2 separate regions of the Homo sapiens genome follow, and region 2 is linked to region 1. The links are chromatin loops, found by intact Hi-C in ENCODE. Cell type or tissue: chondrocyte. All regions are shown on one strand. Each heading gives the region's core, and the rest is flanking DNA. Links, peaks and the distances in the headings are about the cores only. Region 1 overlaps LINC01479 (long intergenic non-protein coding RNA 1479). Region 2 has its middle 59 kb from the start of LINC02421.

What was found. Peaks named below come from ENCODE experiments on the same cell type or tissue, not always from the same donor. Only the 100,000 strongest peaks of a DNase experiment are listed, where the experiment ranks them.
Region 2: a loop joins it to region 1, with 2.5 times the contacts of the local background. A loop is called at or near these places in 7 of 110 quality-filtered maps.

The regions. Positions count from the first base shown.
Region 1 is chr12:67,940,276-67,945,663 of GRCh38, reverse strand. All of the region lies in intron 2 of LINC01479 (long intergenic non-protein coding RNA 1479), which reads right to left. Among named protein-coding and RNA genes, the nearest start is that of LINC01479, 14 kb to the right of the region's middle. In chondrocyte, for the core only: CTCF peaks have their summits at 1,971 and 2,171 (motif pointing right); no DNase peak of the experiment used is centred there.
Region 2 is chr12:67,785,582-67,790,969 of GRCh38, reverse strand. No RefSeq gene overlaps it. Among named protein-coding and RNA genes, the nearest start is that of LINC02421, 59 kb to the right of the region's middle. In chondrocyte, for the core only: a CTCF peak has its summit at 2,479; no DNase peak of the experiment used is centred there.

The DNA.
Region 1 (5,388 bases), core at 211-5,210:
TCTGGAGTTTGAGACCATCCTGGCCAACATGGTGAAACCCCATCTCTACTAAAAATACAAAAAATGAGCTGGGTGTGATGGCACATGCCCGTAGTCCCAGCTACTCAGGAGGCTGAGGCAGGAGAATTGCTTGAACCCAGGAGGTGGAGGTTGCAGTAAGCCCAGATCGCGCCACTGCACTCCAGCCTAGTGACAGAGCGAGACTCCGTCTCACAAAAAAAAAAAAAAAGCTAGATTTTTTTTTCTGCAGGTAATGTGGAGGCATCAAAGAAACTCGATTATGGAAAGATCTTTATATTGCATATCTGCATGTTGATAAGACCACTCTGGGGACAATGTGGATAATGGGCTTGTAGGGGAAGTGACCAGTGACAGGCAGACAACTAGATCTCATGTGAGAGCGTATGTTGTGCTAGTTTATGTCTTTGAGGCTTTGTGCTACCCAGAATGCCCTTCCCATGCTCCTTCCTCAGCCCCTCCTCCTCCAGGAAGCCTTCCCACACTCGTTCACAAACTGTAAATCCAGTGGCATTACTCTGTGCTCCCAGAACTCTGTGCTTACCCCCATCTTAGCACTTACTAAAACATACCAAAATGAAGTAAAGTCTTCCTTGTATTTTCCACCAGATTTTAAGTAGTTTGAGGCCAGGACATACATCTTCTTCATTGTATCCCCAAAGCCCACTTCAGTGCACAGTGCATACTAGATGCTCAGTTAACATTTAATTAACAATTAAATAGGCTGGGCTAGTAGTCAAAGACTACACAGCGTGACTCCACCCATGAAAGTCATAGTTTAACAGAAGAAAAACAGACATGACAATATATTATTACAATGCAATGGGATGGTAGAAATCTATATAAATGTCTGTACAAATACAATAAAACATAATGGCTAACTGGGTAGGGGAGAAAAATAGGGAGAATGATGGTCCAGTGCCATGTCTGCACCCTGGAGCAGTGGAGCCCACTGGGACCTCTGGCCTCAGAATCAGGGCTAGTCTGTATAACATCATCTGTGGATTCCAACTCCAAGGAGCAAGTCACTCCTTATGTTTCAGTTAGTTTCAGTGGACCCGGAGCCTGCAAGGGTCTCAACTTGTAGGGTGTGAACCCCACTGTTGGCAAAGGGGCTGGACCACAGCAGGGAAAGACCGCTGCTTAATTGGCTGTGCCAGCGTCATGTTTACAGTTGAGGGCTCACTTGTCTGCATTCTTAAAAATCTGTTTTAGAATTCAGTCCTTTAGCATTGTTCATGTTCTCTGTATTTTCTCAAAAATGTATAACAGCACTTTCTTTTGTGATTCCCTCTGAACCCTTGGTTGGAATTTGCCTAGAATCAGCACCTTCAACTCATTTAAAATTGTCACGTGACTCACATTGTCTTCTAGTATTTTTGTTATATTTTGATTTTTAATTTAACGTGTTAATTACTATGTTTATTTTGCTTTGTTACTTTGGTTGATTTTTTTTTTGACAGCACGTACTGCAGATAGCAAATCATCAGCTTATTTTTAGAGCAATGCCAACTCAGTAATGACTCCATCCGAATAGATCCATTTAGTGGGAAAAACAAATTGATATAAAAAGATGCATAGACAGGGATGAAAGAACAGGAATTGCAAAGTGAGAAAGGCATTTTATAATTTATGACAATGAGAACTATCTTTTGTTTAAAAACATTTAAATTTGGATCTATCTTGGATTTCAAAATCATCAAAACATGTTTATTCTGCCCTTTCAAATACAAGTGGAAAAGAGAGAAACAAAATATGAATTGAGCCTTTGTTTGGACTGCCCCTGGTTCTCATTCCTTCTCTGCTTCAAGGTGGTCTTACCTTTCTTTCCATTTCTTGATATGAACACAGCCAAATAAATACATAAAAATAGAAGCCTTCATTGCTGATCTTGTCTCTTCTGTGATTCCAACCTATTCCCTCAATCACCTCCTTCCCTCTCTCCCTTGTTCTTCTCTTTCTCACTTCCTCTCTCTAATTAGTTGTTTTTCAGGCCAAACTGGGCATGGGTTTGCTTTAGTATCATTGGGATGAAATGGGTTGAAAAGAGAACTTGGAATAATGAGGGCTGTCTTGGGCTAAAGCATGACAATAACAGAGGCACACACTCCACTGTATTAAAATAGCACTTGGTTCCGATCTCGGTCACTAGGTGTCGCTAAGTAATCTAATTAAATACCTGGTTTATGACCAACAAATTTGAGTAGACATTGAGCTGAGTGAGGCAGAAATAAAAATTAAGGACATGTGGCCTACATAAAATCCCGTTATCCACAACAGCTATTTTAGAACAGCAGGATTAGTACCTGGAATATGAATTGGAAAGTTCATGAATTAAAAAGAACCTACGAAAGTGCTTAGCCTTTATTGGGGAAAATGAATAAATCCTTTCTATTTTATGTGCCCTTCCTTTTCTTCCTCTCCTATTAAATTGGACATCCTGCTGCCTGCATTTTCATGAGCATAACTGGATTTTATGTGGTCTAAATGTACTGGCTGGGCTGTTTGCATCTAATCCTTCCTCAGTTCATATATTTTCTTGTTAAACTTTTTTTAGAGCCTGTTTTAACCTGAACTACCTGAAAAGCAAGCTGGATGAACATAATGCCTATTCTTAGTGGAATATCTTTGAGTGAACTCCTACTCCTATGCATCCTTCAAGGCAGATCAAATGTTTTCTAGTCTGTCAAACGTGACCGCAGGCAGTTCTTTTTGCCTTGTTCCCAGAACACAGCTGCATCTTCTTCCATGTGCCATTTTTTTTGCCTTACATGGTAATTAATGGTTCATGTATCTGTCTTCGCCACATACTGTGAGCTCCCTAAGGACAGGGACAAGTTGAGGAAAGTGACTGCTCAACATTTGCTACTGTTGCTACTTATAGCTCTTCTAGTGGTGTAGCCTATAGTAAATTCAGCACACAATTACCAGTTTCCCTAAGCATTTCAGTAGAATCTTCTCATGTCATTTCAGCAGGAGTTAAACTGGTTGTGTGTGTTTTGTGGTTTATAATATTGTGTGCTTAGAAAGCAAAATTAAGGGCTCACTAAATTGATGTGGAAAGAGATTTTATGTTGTGTGTGTGTATGTGTTTGGATGGGGTCTTCAAATGTTTGTTAAAGGAGTTGTTTATTCATCCATTGCCAATCCTTTTAAAAACAGTTACACAGCAGAGAAGGGGGATTGTATTTAGAGGAGACGCTAAATCAACACCTAAATTAAGGGTAAGCTTTTAGGCAAATTACTGTGTTTTTCTTTCCTGAGAGAAATAACTGGAGATTAGGAAACATCTTTTCTTAAAGAGTTTAATGTACTTCCAAATTCAAACAAATATTTAAAATGTTACAGTAATTTCATCTAAATCTTCTGTGTGTGTCCATAATTTTCTAAAATAAGTGGTAAATCACTTTAGGAAACCTATAACAGAGTGAAAATCAGCACACATTATTCGGGTTTACTGTGTGCGTGATGCTTTGTTGAAGGAGGGAGGAGATAGAAACATGTCTGTCCCGCAAGAAGTTCACAATTGGTGTGGCCACGGATAAAACATGTAAATACAATTTGCTACTAGCCAGGAACCAAAAAGAAGACTTGAGTTCCACAAAGGACGATGAGATTTACAAGGAGTTTTCCCAGAGGCATGACGTTTGAACTAGCATTTTACCATCTTTGCAGACAGGAATCTTCATAGTTTCTACTTACTTTATGGTTTAGCTAAATTGAAGCACTAAAGGATTCACGCAATGTTTACCTAGAGTTTAAAAAACCTTGATTTTAACATTTTTATTAACGGATTGGGTGTATGTTTTAATCTAAATGATAAAGCTATTAGAGTAAATCAAGATGACTATTTTCTCTCATATTGACCTGTCCCTAACCTAAGCGGGTTTCAAACTTTGGCATACTTTGAAATTATCAATACACTTGTTAAAATACAGATTCCTCGCCAAACTTAAAGAATCTCAACCTCCTGGGATGGAGAGGCAATGTGCTTTTAAAAAGGGTTCCATGTGAATCTGGTTTAAAACCATTAAGCAATTGGATAAATCAGAGGTAAAATTTGGCCTCTATATATGCTATAGATTATGGATATGCTATAAGTTAGTAACACTATCTTCTGATCTACTAATGAATATTCCCCTTGAGGGGAGATAAGGAAAAGTTATTAAGCACTCTACTGTAATAGGTAATAAGTAATAAGTCGGCTGACCCCCTGCTCATAGCCAGCTTCCCTCAACCCCAGAAAGATCAATTTTTAAAACATGTTTCCTGCAAGACAACTATTTAAGTTATTTCCATTAAAATAAAAAGACATGGTGATTTTCTCACATGTCTGCTTTGAACTGGCTGCTGACAACTCAATTTCCGGGGAAGAAGGGAAGAGCTGGCTCTCTGGTACTGATAATCTCTTTCACCTTCATCCAGCACTCAGCTTCTTCCGGCATTCCTGTATCAGAAAGCAAACACGGGCAACTCTAAACCTTAACACTCACATGCCTCTTAGTTGGTGTCACTGAGTTCCCTTGAGCAGGCATTTGGAGGTGAGACAGCTCTTAAAAGTAATCAAATTGCATAAACCACTCCTTTTGCAAATGGACAGTGGGAATTTAGCCAAGCACAGAGGAGAAAACTTCTGACAAATGTGATCCTATAGCAGGGCTACTTAACTTATGCTTGAGGACAATGTTCGGTATGACCAAGATAAAGCTTGGTAGGACTAATTCCTGCTGACCAAAGAATTAAGAGAGCACCAGGACCTGAGATGAGTCAGTCTAATTCAATCCTGACATGATCCCAGAAACTAATGTCACAACATTTCTGATCCTTAGCTAATAGGGGCATTGTTAACAACATCAGCTGCTCTGTTGTGGTTGTTACTGACTGGCACAAAGTGGATGGATTCGTTTTCCTTTGCTGGGCACCTCAAAACATAACTACTAGTTGCAGAACATTGTTAAGAAAATACTTGTAAGATAGTTTTACAAGTGGATTTGCATATAGTATTTGTTACCAAAAAGCGATGGTACTGTAAATTTTGTTTTTTCAAATTTATATTGGCAATTGTAGTCTCTGAGAACACTTAAATAAATGAAAGCAGGACTTTTACCATTATGCTTTCAAGATTGAGAACCCTGAGTTCAAAAGCTGATACTCTAAAAACACCTAGATTGAATGAACACTTTTCAAAAACCAATAGGAGTAATAAATACAACCTTAAAATTTATCAACTGACTTTTCTTCGAATGAAATTGTTGTTAGAAAAATATAAGCATTTGTATAATTAAAAAAATAAAAATCCATCATGAACCTGTAATCGAACATTTTGGCCCTTGTATTTGCTTATTTTAAAATGGGTCCATTTTTGCATGT
Region 2 (5,388 bases), core at 276-5,275, 150 kb after region 1:
ACATATTTTAGTGATGAGTGCTCAGAAATATTTGCTGATAATAGAGCAAGACCAAAAACTACTGTCATGGACTGGATGTCCAGGTCATGTTACACATGCCACACTGGTAGTGTAAAAAAATCCTCTGAGAGCCAGACTCCTGAAGTGGGGGAACATCCACAGGGTGCTGGAGGAGAGGGTGAGGAGGAAGGGATGGAGAGCAATGGATATAGATCAGAGACTGGGACGACATTTAGAAGGTCATGAGTAGCTTAATCTCACAAAAGCCTACAGGTCTTATAGATGATATGCGACTACTAAACCAGGCTGCCTTTCTGACAGTGCAAAGATAAATTGTCATCTGTAGAGGAGTCAGTCATACCTCATTCAAAAATGCTGTAGAAATTGTAGCTAGATAATTAGCCCATAAGAAGGCCAATTTTTTTTTACAAGTTCTTTGATTCTAAACTAGGTATAAGAGTCCCACCCGTTACCGTAAGTTAAACCTTCATGATTCATATCCTTTTGAAGCTTCTATCCACAAACTGTAATATTCTCTATTCAAGAAAGAAGACTTCCATTAAGAAACCCATAAGGCTGAAGTCCTCTAGCCTGTTACTTCCAAATAAGCTACACTCTGAACAGAAGACACTGCCAAGGTTAAATCATTCCTACTGTCTACCAAAGCCCCCTTAACTTGTCAGAGAAAAGACTACACACACATTAATGCTCAATCTTTATACTCAATTTAGCTCTTCTCCAGTAGAAAGTCAAGTTCCTTGTTTCTCTGATTTAGCCCTGATATGAATATGGATGAAAATCAATTTACAAAACACTGCATCCAAGCCCAGAGGAAACACTGCTAAATACCTTTATTTTGTTACTCTGAAATATGAGAAGCGCTAGAAATAAACCCTAGTGACAGAAGGAGCTCATATAGTTGGAGATGCCATTGTATGGCAGAACATCATAGGATTACTGTAATTATGTTGCACTAATATACTACTGAGTTTTAGGACACAGAAACAAATCCATGTCACTTGTGGCTGCTGTTTTGCATAGTTGCTAATGTATTAAATTTATTCTATTTATTGTGTTTTAATTTTAACCATAACCTACAGGCCTCATAAGTACAATTAGAATACAGACTATCACTAAAGAGAAGATTGTTTTATCAGCTACAATCCAATGAGATTCTACTGGCTGCCAGAGAAGAAAAGAAATTCCTCTTCTAAGTAGGCTACTAATTAGCTGTGACCTCAGTAAGCAAAATGCCAACAGAAAGAGAAAACTTCAGATTATTCTAGAAAGAGCCCGTGAATTTCCAGGGTCTTCCATGAAAGGACAATATTTCCTAAAATCAGTGAAATGGTAATAAATCTCTGGCCATCACTGTAACATGGCTAAAACTTTTCCACACATAAGTCTAAGAGTTCTGCTAAGACTCTTCACCATTGCACCCAATGAAGAGCACTCTGAGTGTCATCAGAGTTTCCTGTAAGAATGGAAGTTGTTCCAGTGGACTGATTCCATTTCTCAATGTCAAACTAGAGTGAACTAGTAAAACCACAATGGAGAAAGTAGAGAATAGCACAAACTCTAGAGTTCAGAGCTGAATCAGAGATGCTTCAAATTGGTTATGTAAAATGGGACCCTATAATTAGAAAAAACATACAGCTAGAAGGGTTATTTAATCCAAATTAAACAAAGTGAATCATCTTTCAAGTTTAGCTAGTTAGCATTCTCTATAGATGTAAATTTTAAAAAAATAAGAAAAAAATACATACATTTCTAAATGCTTTTACCATATTGACCCCAGAAATAAGATCTGGAAAGAGCCATTCATTCTTTCCCTCAATTTAAATATCACTTTTGCTTCATTTATCACCTGCTGAAATTTCTTAAATGTCTTCCACTAAGTGATAACATAGGAATCCATTACTGCTTCTCAAAGAGAGCCAGACCACCCTAATAATCCACTAGAGGATTCAGAAGTTATGTTTAATCAAATGTATGCTCATCTGGAAAAGTTCTGAGTTCTGCATTAGAGCACATAATAAATAATAGGCTAGAATTTGGCATTTTTCTTAGTGGAGTTTTAATACTGTAATTTCCTTTTTCCTTCTAGCCTCAAAGCAGTTTCTTATACTATAGGATGACAATCTAGGTTTGAGGGCTACAACTTTCTAAGCTAGTTGCACAATTACTAGCTATTTCAAAAGAGCCATAATTTATATTAACTAAGAAGGAGGAACAGATGAATTGATAGATGAGAGTAGAGATGGATGATTAAATCTGATGAGAAGCAAGACAGGTTGTGCTCTTAACCAGCAGATGAACACCCAAAAACTCATTATGTACATACCAATGATTGTAATTGTTAATAATGTGTATTTGACAACAAATAATCATTCAGCCTTAATTTTTTCCTGTTAAGATAAAACTTAACCCCCACTTAAATGGAACATATCAGAAACATAGAGTGGTTTAAAATTTCCAAAAATACATCCCCCAGACACCATCGTGTGGGGAATTATATTATAACTAGTTCACGGGAAAATGTAATGTCCTCTCAGCTATGGGATGATAAAAAAATCCAATGTAGGCTATTAATAGTAAATGTGTACTGTACATGGAATCTACGAGCTGAAAATATCTTTGGAGGTAATCTAGTCTAAAGTCCCACCCAGTGCAGGAATTCCCAGTAAAACATCCTGGACAGATGGTTATCCTGTCTGTCTACACCTACCAGTGATCAGGAAATATCTTAGAAGGCAACTCATTCAGGGCGGAACAGTTTCAATTTTTGCAAAATTTTCTTTTTAGTGAGATGTGCTGCTTTGTAACTCGTTGGTTACCTACCAGGGTACTAAATCTGTGAAAATGTTTTTTAAGAGACCCTGGCTCATAAAATCATAGTGATTGCCACTTTCTTTCAAGTATACTTTACCCATTAGATATGAGGACAACAACAAAATGGGAGAGTCAAAAAAGATTCTGATATCAAAGTTACGATGCAAAAACATTTGAAACTCTTGTAAAGCATGTTGCTGTGGCATTTAACAGGGATAAATTCAAGGCTCTAACACAATTCAATACACTGATTGCATAAGAAGTGATAGAGCAGATCTGACTTTGGCAGAAACACATGTAAAACTCTGCTTCTCTTTCTACTCAAACTTCAAATACTGAGGCTATCCCTAATTAAAAATAATTAATGAGAAACTATATGTGAGTCAGTAGTGAGACATGGCTAAAAACATCTGAATAATCTTAGCTTAATATTAATAGAAACTTAATTTTCTTGAAGGAACGATGTGAGATTGCCTTTCATTTTTTTTTTTTTTTGTCACGGCCAAAACACATCTTTGAACTCGCCTACAGGTCTGTCTTAGTCCATTTTCTGTTGCTTATAACAGAATACTTGAAACTGGGTCATTTATAAAGGAAATAAATGTGTTTCTTACAGTTATGGAGCCTGGGAAGTCCAAGTTTAAGGGGGTGCTTGTGGTGAGAGCCTTCCTGCTGGAGGGGACTCTAGCATCCTAAGACAGTGCCTGGTGAGGGGGCTGAGTGCGCTAACATGCTAGCTCAGGTCTCTCCTTCTCTTCTTATAAAGCCACCAGATCCCTTCCCATGATATCCCATCAATCTATCAACCCATTAATCCATGAATGAGTTAATCCATTCATGAGGTCAGAGCCCTCAAGACCCAATCACTTCTTAAAGGCCCTACCTCTCAATACTGCCATGTTGGGGATTAAGTTTCAACATGAGTTTTGGAGGAGGCATTCAAGACATAGCAAGGTCTTTGGACAAACTGAATATGTCCAAAAGTGATCAGGATAGCAAAGGATCTGAAAACCATGTCAGAAAAGAAAAGGAAACTGTGGTTAAGGAAGACTAAAGATTGTGCTATGGAAGAAGAGTTAGCCTCAGAAACAGAGAAACAAGGACATGTGAAAATTACAGGGAGTCACATTTCAGCTCACTACAAGAGAGGACTTTCTCAGACAGAGACTGGAAGACTGTTTAATCAAGCATGAGACCTCCAATATTAGTGGTCCTCTATCGGATGTCCTTATGATAGAAACATGATTGAAGAAAAGCAAGCCCTGAAAACAGAATCAAATGTTTATTCAATGCCTATACTTGCCAGCTCCTGGGTGTCCAGGATTTACTGAACAGAACAGACATGAGTGCTGTGCTCACAGGTTTACTGTCTAATTAGAAAGCGGTTGAACTAAGAATCTTTAAAATTTCCTGGTAGCTTTGAGATTCTATGATACTATTAGTCTAAAAGTCCTCTATAATAGAGTTGGGAAAATGTGTCGTATATGACTTCATAAAACACTTTGGAGGAGAAAATCTTTTTATTACATTAGATTCTTTTTTTTTAACATTGGATCTTTAATGCAACATTTTCTGAGCACATGTTATGTTCTGGGTACTGAGGCACCGCCGTGAAGAATAACCTACCCTAAAGGAGGTCACTGTCATCTTCACCTCCCTTTCAAACCTCGTTCTCTTCTCTATTTTGGCCAGTTCAGAGTCCCACTGAATAAGACAACTGCATAATTTATCTTCCAAATCAGGACATTTTTTGAAAGTGATAAGGGTGCTATTAATAATTGTACCAGGACAACAGGTGTAAAAAGGGACTTTCCAGACAAATAAAGACATCTGGTCACACTATTAATATACCCTAAATCTTCTTTGAAGTTGAATGTGCAGACTGGGCATCAATTGCTTTGTCAACCCAGCTCTTTCGACCCTTTTTTTCTGTAGAGTGCTCCTCTCTACTTTGCCCATTCCAGAAGTGTGATTCCTGGTCGCTCTTCAGCCACCACAGGTGGTACCAGGCCCAATCAAGTCTGTCCCTGAGGTATTTTTAGAACTGGCTCTCCCTAATGGTAAGATACAAACTTGGGTACTATTGGTGAGGAAGTGGTTTATGTAGAGAGAATGAAGTTAACATGAAGAAAAGAAGAGGTGAGGAGAAATTGAGAAAGAGGATCCTGGCAGGACTTGACTCGAGTTTCCATTTTCCTGATGATTACCTGCATATCATCGTTTGTTATTTCATTGTTCAATCTTTTAACTATATGAGATATATCATATTCTTCCAATATTGTTCCCTTTTTACTTTAGCTAGTTTGAGTTGGGTTTATGATACTTTCAATCCAAATTGCACTGACTAACCCAAGATGCAAAGAAATGATTTAAGTAGAAAAGGTGGCTCCCAAAAAGCTTCCGTCATTTGACAGAAACCTGTAAGTTTGGCCCTATTCTAGTAATATATTTAAGTAAGTCTGGGGCTTCGTGTCAATTCACCTATGCTCTTCACTGACCCCCAACCTTGAACATCTGTTTGATAAATGTGCTCTCTCCTGGTCTGAGACCAGCCTC